Linked DNA regions of Homo sapiens: all the other regions are linked to region 2. Evidence: chromatin loops called from intact Hi-C (ENCODE). Cell type or tissue: Caco-2. All regions are shown on one strand. Region 1 overlaps LOC101929256 (a long non-coding RNA gene). Region 2 has its middle 110 kb from the start of MTPAP. Region 3 overlaps JCAD (junctional cadherin 5 associated).

What was found. A loop is a pair of places that touch in the nucleus more often than their neighbours do. Peaks named below come from ENCODE experiments on the same cell type or tissue, not always from the same donor. Only the 100,000 strongest peaks of a DNase experiment are listed, where the experiment ranks them.
Region 1: a loop joins it to region 2, with 10 times the contacts of the local background. A loop is called at or near these places in 6 of 110 quality-filtered maps.
Region 3: it touches region 2 in a loop (12-fold over the local background); 5 of 110 quality-filtered maps call a loop at or near these places.

Annotation. Positions count from the first base shown.
Region 1 is chr10:30,068,825-30,071,324 of GRCh38, forward strand. All of the region lies in intron 1 of LOC101929256 (a long non-coding RNA gene), which reads left to right. It also overlaps a transcript of JCAD not described here. Among named protein-coding and RNA genes, the nearest start is that of JCAD, 10 kb to the left of the region's middle. In Caco-2, no CTCF peak of the experiment used is centred here; a DNase peak (open chromatin) is centred at 1,487.
Region 2 is chr10:30,240,227-30,242,726 of GRCh38, forward strand. No RefSeq gene overlaps it. Among named protein-coding and RNA genes, the nearest start is that of MTPAP, 110 kb to the right of the region's middle. In Caco-2, a CTCF peak has its summit at 1,092 (motif pointing left); a DNase peak (open chromatin) is centred at 1,085.
Region 3 is chr10:30,026,254-30,028,753 of GRCh38, forward strand. JCAD (junctional cadherin 5 associated) reads right to left here. Exons shown (of 4, transcript NM_020848.4): 3 at 1-2,500. Among named protein-coding and RNA genes, the nearest start is that of JCAD, 32 kb to the right of the region's middle. RefSeq lists enhancers at 1,086-1,145, 1,326-1,395, 2,114-2,500. In Caco-2, no CTCF peak of the experiment used is centred here; a DNase peak (open chromatin) is centred at 1,043.

The DNA of each region.
Region 1 (2,500 bases), 170 kb before region 2:
AAAGCCACTGGAATTATTCCAACTGGCCAATCCTAGGCTCTTTCCCTTGTCTCTCCTTGCCTTTCCTGTGAAAATCCCAGTAATGGCTGTGGCCAAGGCCTTCTCACTCCTTTCTGCCTCCTGATCAGCACTGGTGCTTACCCCAGGCTTTGCATGGCCTGAGGTGCCTCTTGTTTATAGGGCAACTGTGAGTAACTTTAATCTTTGCTTTCAATAGCATTGGCCTCTCAGATGTCACTTAGTCACCTTTATAAATTATGACCCAGGCACAAATCAGTTTTTCCGTTGACCACAGCCTGGCACCATACCTTTGGACAGGTAGATGAAACATGTCTGTTGAATAGAATTTTTGAATACCTCTGAAGTGGAAATGGTCGCTTCGGCTCACATTGTGGAAATCCAGAGTGGGGAATCTTCACCATAGGAGTGGGGGCCAAAGCATTAGCTGAGGACTGGGGCTGACCAAAGGAGTGAGGCAAAATGACCAGAATGGCCAGGCACAGTGGCTCATACCTGTAATCCCAACATTTTGGGAGGATGAGGCAGGAGGATTGCTTGAGCCCAGAAGTTCAAGACCAGTCTGGGCAACATAGCAAGACCCCCATCTCTACAGAAAATTTACAAAAAAAAAAAAAAAAAAAAAATTAGCCACTGCTAATTTTGAAGCAGGAGAATGGCCTCAACCTGGGAGGCAGAGGTTGCAGTGAGCTGAGATCACACCACTGCACTCCAGCCTGGGCGACAGAGCGAGACTCCGTCTCAAATAAACAACAACAACCCCCCCCCCCAAAAAAAAACACTGTATTAATTCTTTAATATATAAAATCCACCACAACCCCATATTTAGATGTGCCTGCAAGCGTGGTGGCACGCACCTGTAGTCCCAGCTCCTCAAGAGGCCAAGGCAGGAGGATCGCTTGAGCCCGGGAAGTCAAGGTTGCAGTGAACTGTGATTGCACCAATGCACTCCAGCCTGGGCAACAGAGGGAGACCCTGTCTGAAGAAAAACAAAATGGCCAGAAAACGTTAGAAAATATCTAGGCTTTCTTGAATTCTTTGTCAATTTGTTTTAAATCTGTTGGGAGTTTTATGTTTGCTTTTTCTGTGTTCTAACTTAAACCCAGCTAACCACCCCAGAACTCATTGGTTAGCCTCTTATGGACCTGAATGACATGTATATCAAGCAGATGGCATGCTATTTGTGTGTTTTGTTTAATCCCACAAAAATCAAAACTTCTACAGCAAATCAATCAAATCGTGCAAATAAGAGCGACTACAGAGGATAATTAGTGGTTTGGAGGAAGGCCACCCATAAACATGAAATATAAGTCCGAGAAAAGAAAATAAATCAAATGAAAGTCAGCTTATCAGCCACAGTTGAAAAATAACTGTGAAAATCCAAAGCCAGTGTCTTATCTAGCTGGAACAATTGGTCAGTGTCTCTGAGGCCCTGGTAACTGTTGCAATGTTTCCTTTCTCTGACCCCCTCCCTCCCTGAACTGATAATTTAGTGCATTTTTCCCAGTCAGCGCTGATAAGATCCAGCAGGATGTCCTGTGTCGTCTGCACATACCATCCCTCGAGGCTCTATCCTTGCGTGGGTACCCACGGCAACTTCCTTGTAAAAGAATGAATTGAGCACCATTTTCAAGTCAGCAGGGAACTACGTGCACTTTTTAGTTTTCGCAAATTAGTGGGTGTATGAATTATTTGTCCGCATCTTTTTACAGTCTTCCATATAGTTCTGGATGCCTGGAATGTGTATTAGAACTTTTGTTGAAACCACCAAATACCTGGAGGTTACTGTAACTAACTGGTCACAGATGTAGCATTAAATCCACCCCAACTTTTTTCCCTCCAGCTACAGCATATGCCGGAGCCACAGTTTTATACATCTTGGAACAAACGCTATTCAGAAACAAAACCAATACCTTTTTAAAAGCAGTACTACCTTATTTGGGGTCAGGGGCTACCTATTTATTTTCCAGGGGCCTGTTTATCAGTAGGCACATCTAAATATGGAGTTATGGTGGATTTTATATGTTAAAGTATTAATACAGTGTTTTTGTTGTTGTTGTTGTTGTTTGTTTGTTTGTTTTGAGACGGAGTCTCGCTTTATCGCTCAGGTTGAAGTGCAGTGGTGTGATCTTGGATCACTGCAACCTCCCCCTCCCGAGTTCAAGCAATTATCCTGCTCAGCCTCCCAAGTAGCTGGGATTACAGACATGCGCCACCACGTCTGGCTAATTTTTGTGTTTTTAGTAGAGATGGGGTTTCACCATATTGGCCAGGCTAGTCTTGAACTCCTGGCCTCAAGTGATCCATCTGCCTCGGCCTCCCAAAGTGCTGGGATTACAGGCATAAGCCACCACGCCCCAGCCTAAAGTATTAATAAAAATGTAGAAAAACATTTCCTAGTTCTTCTAATTCTTTGCTGTGACCTCACATGACAAATTGTCCTAATATCATCATTATTGTTGTTTTTACTTTCCCTAGCTCT
Region 2 (2,500 bases):
TACCAAGAAAAAAATCAGTCTAAGGAAATGCAAATGAAATTATTTATTTGTTTTCGAGACAGGGCCTTGTTCTGTCACCCAGGGTAGAATACAGTGGCACGATCTCAGCTTACTGCAACCTCTGCCTCCTGGGCTCAAGTGATCCTCCCACCTCAGCCTCCCAAAGTGCTGAGATTACAGATGTGAGCCATCACCCTCAGCCTAATTTATTATTTTTTAAAAAAAGAAAAAGACTGGGCGTGGTGTTTCACGCCTATAATCCCAGCACTTTGGGAAGCCAAGGCAGGTGGATTGCCTGAGGTCAGGAGTTCGGGACCAGCCTGTCTAACATGGTGAAACCTCATCTCTACTAAAAGTACAGAAATTAACCCAGTGTGGTGGTGGGCACCTGTAGTCCCAGCTACTTGGGAGGCTGAGATAGGAGAATCACTTGAATCTGGGAGGCAGAGGTTGCAGTGAGCCAAGATCATGCCACTGCACTCCAGCCTGGGTGACAGAGCAAGACTCCATCTCAAAAAAAAAAAAAAAAGAAAAGAAGAAAGAAGGAAGAAGGAGAGGGAGAAGAAGAAGGAAGAGGAGGAGGAAAGGAAGAAAGAAAGAAAGAAAGAAAGAAAGAAAGAAAGAAAGAAAGAAAGAAGAAAAAGAAAGGAAGGAAAGGAAGGAAGGAAGGAAAGGAAGAAAGGAAGGAAAAGAACGAAAGAAAGAAAGAAAGAAGGAAAAGATGATCATCCCCAGGCCCAGTAGGAAGCTTCTTTGTTTCTGGGGCTTCCTGGTCTAATACCACATTTCCCCAGCACCCAAGCCAGAAGATGTATTGTGGTCCATCCCTAGAAGGGAGATTTTCCAGAGGTTTTCAGAAGCACTGCAGAGTACATTTGACTAAAACTACCTATGCACTGAACCCGGTCCCAGAGTGGTAATCCATTATATAGTGAAGCTGTAGGGAAAGGAACAATTACCTTGACTCCTCAAAAATACATAGTTGATAAGCAGCAAGCTGATGATGACATAGTTCTAAGCTCTCCCACATTAACCAATGGACCCACAGGCATTGGAGAAAAAAATAAACAAACAAACCACTGAGCTCCCTCTGCAGGTCCCTGAGAGTAATAACTGGCCACCTTTCCATTCTTGGGTTCCTTGAAAAAATAGAAGATGGTAGTCAGCAGAAACTACAATTACTTTAAAATAAAATGAAATGTGCTGAAACCAAAAAAGAAGAAAAAAGCCAACAACTTTCTGTTGTGCATTTTATAGTAGCAGAGCAAAATGCAGTATTTTAAACAAGTATGTAAAATAGAAACCGTCCTGGTAATTTCAGTTTCATGAAAAAATTCAGCAGCATGAATAAAATAGCATTACCAATTAAAGTGTAAATCCAGGCTGCAAGTTATGATTTCCAGCTCCAATGTAGAGAAGCCTCCCTCACATTTTGAAGCTGCTCTCATGAAAAAGGAATTGGTCAAAGATGACAGGAGCACATAGAAATCTATTTTCCCCCTTGCACCTGTGAATTTCAGTCTGCTCTTTGATAATACTGCGCCATTCTCCTCATGACTAAAACGAGAATGGGCTAGATCATTTTTGAGGTTCCTTTAAGCTCTAAGAAGGAACAAACATGTGAGAGCCATCATAGGTATCTGTCACCAAAGTGTATGTTAAAGAGAGGACGGTTTCTATCTCCAAGTTGGTGTAGAGGGTATAATCAGAAGACCTAGGGTCAAGTTCCATCTCTGCCATAACTCTTGGTGAGATTTTGAGTGAGTCACCTCTCTCAGTGTCAGTCTACTCATCTGTAAAAATAAGAACACTGGGGCCAGGCACGGTGGCTCATGCCTGTAATCTCAGCACTTTGGGAGGCCAAGGTAGGCGGATCACCTGAGGTCAGGAGCTCGAGACCAGCCTGGCCAACATGGTGAAACCCCGTCTCTACTAAAATACAAAAATTAGCCAGACATGATGGCAGGTGCCTGTCGTCCCAGCTACTCAGGAGGCTGAGGCAGGAGGATCCCTTGAATCCGGGAGGTGGAGGTTGCAGTGAGCCGAGACCGCGCCACTGCACTCCAGCCTGGGTGACAGAGCAAGACCCTGTCTGAAAAAGAAAAAGAATACTGAAAACAGTCACTCAGCATTTTGGGAAGCCCAGGTGGGAGGATGAGCTCAGCCTGGGCAACATAGTAAGACCCCCATTTCTTACCAAAAAAAAAAAAGTAGATGAGTAAACATAATGGAAAAAAAAACTCTATAGTAGCAATAAAAAAAGATAAACAATCTAAGAACAAACCTAACAGGAAATGGGCATGATTTATATGAAGAAAACTTTAAACACACTACTGAGAGAAACAAAAAAATGTAAACAAATGGGAGGGTACATCACGTTTGCAGGAAGACAAAACATCACGTAGATGTTAATTCTTTCTAAATTCATCTATTAATTTAATACAATCCCAATAAAAATACCAACCAGGTTTTGTTGGAAATTGGCAGATTCTAAAGTTCA
Region 3 (2,500 bases), 210 kb before region 2:
GAGCCCGGCCTGGCCCCTTGTGGTGGCCTTCAATTCCTCGGCGTCCTCCTGGGAGTCGGCATTCCTGAAGCTCAGGACTCTCATCCGTGACACTGAGCTCACCTCTTTCATTCTCATCAGGCGGTCAGGGTCTGCTCTCCTAGGCGGGGAGGCCAGTTTCTCTTGTAAACTTTCAATCACTTTGGAAGGGCTTCTAAGTCTCTTTTCAGAGCCTGCCACACTTGGGGTTCTTTCTACAAAATGGAATAAAGTGGACCTGAAGGGTGGTTTTGTTTCCACATCCTTTTGTTCGAAGAACTTGGACTCCAAGGGGCTGGGCTCAGGCTCAGGGACAGGGTCTGTGCTGGTGACAACCCCGTCCACATCTGAGTGCTCAAAAGCCTGAGGAGCCCGCCTGGCACTGTCCCTGTCCCCTACAAAGAGAGGGCTCTTGGTCCAGCCGCACTTCCTCCTGCCATAAAAGGCATCAGTGGACACCCTGGGGACATCTGCCGGTGCTGGGCGAGATAGCAACTCTTCCTGGGGGGACTCTGGGGTGCAGGCACTTGCATCGGGCTCAGCAGGCTGGTTCTGTCCCGCTCTCCGGATGCCCGGCAGGAGGGACTCCACCGCCACCTCAATGCCCAGGATCCTTGCAGCCCTGGCTTGCAAGGACTCACCTGGGGGGATTTCTATTGTGCTTGCTTCACCCAAAGACCCCTCTAGCTCACTGGCACCCTGTTCTTGCCCAGGGGTGAGCCCCACAGACCGTAAGTCTGGAGCTGAGAGCCCTCGGTTCTTGTTAGACAGGGACAGTGGGAGCCCTGCCCCCCTCTCTCCACCACTGTCAAACTTCCGAGGGACCGCTTCACTTGGTTTCACAGAGCTGAAAGCACTGGTGATTTTCGGACTTTCCTGGGGCTCCCTAGGTTCAGCTGGATAGGACGCGGGCAGTGGTTTTGCGTCACTTGATCTTGAAGACATTCTCGTCACAGGAAATGGGCTACCTGCCAGCTCGTCCATTCCGTTGCTAACCTCCAGGTGTCTCTTCTCTGCACTCGTGCTTCCATCTGCTGAGCAGAAAGGTGCACCGCCACCTTCTTCCACGCGAAAGCGGCCCGGGGATGGAGGCCAGGCACGTGGGTGGCCAGGCTGCAGCTCCTCACTCCAGCTCTCAGACTTACTCTCACCTCTTCCCGACCTACACACAGGGCTCTCCGGCACCCACATCCTCGGCTGTGGCTCAACCCTCATTTCCGGGCTGTTTCCGCGGAAGCCCACATCCTCCTGTCTGCAGTGAGCACGGTTCTCCTGCTGCGGCTCCGCCTCACTCTCCTCACTGCTGCTGCTGCTGCTGCTGCTGCTACTGCTGCTTTCTTCCTCTTCCTGGAGCTCCTTGTTAAAACTTTCTAACTGACTGATCAAATCCCAGGGACGACGGCTGACCGGTTTCAGGAGAAACTGCCCAAAGAGTTGTTTACTGTTGCAAGGGCCCGTGGGCTCCCCCTTCACCACCTCCCGCTTAGGCCCAGGGTGGGCTCCAAGCCCGTGGACATCCACGCAGGGCTGACTTCGGCCTGCTTTTGGCGTCGGTGCCTGGTCCACGGACAAGGAAGTCCTTGAGAACGCACTGTTGCTGGATGGGCTGAGGGACCTGTGACCTTTCAGGTTACGGGCACTTGGCCTCTGTTTGTGATCACCGGTAGGGAATGCTGTGTGCGTCTGAGCTTCGGAGGCAGCAGGGTCTGAACATTTTGGACTCAATGCTGCACGACTCGGCCCTCCCAGCTTTGCACCAGGGAGCAGCTGCGAACTTTGGGGCTCCTCGGAGAAACTGGTTTGTGTTTGCTGATCTCTGTACCGGTGCCCTGGCCAAGAGCCAGAATGCTTGAGTTCTCTGTGCTTTGTAAGGTGGATGAAACTGAGGTCATTTGTTTGTCTGTCTTCTTCTGGTTCCCCTAGATCTTGTTTTTGGAACTCCGTTCTCCCACCCATGCTTCCTGTGAGGGCCTGCAGCTCCAGGTCGGTGGAAGACATGCTCAGCAGACTCTGTTCTTGCAGAGCCGGGCTCTTATCAGACCCATTCTTTTGATCAGCACTGGGCTTTAAGTCATTGTTGTCCATATCTCTATCTGGCAGATGTGATTCTGATTTCACTGGGATAGAAACCAAGCAAAATATAGTCTCGTTCATTTTTTTCTTTGAACTTTTCTTGGTCCGAGTCCCAGTTTGGAACTTTTTGAGCTTGGTTTGAGTTTCGCAGGTGCTCTCGCCCTGTGAGTAAGGGGAGGAAACTTGTCTTCCAGTGTGCCCGTGCTGGCTGCCTCTCACATCAGGCCACTGTCCCCTTGCCACACAGCGGTCTCTCTGGTTGGGGAGGCCACTGTTTTCCCCATCCCCGGGGGGCTGGCCCCACAGCCACCGGGGGCTGGAATCGGCCAAGACCAGGCCTCTCTCATCCCCCGACGGGGGTATTAAGCTCTGTGGATTCCAAATGGCACCATCAGGCTGCATTCCTCCA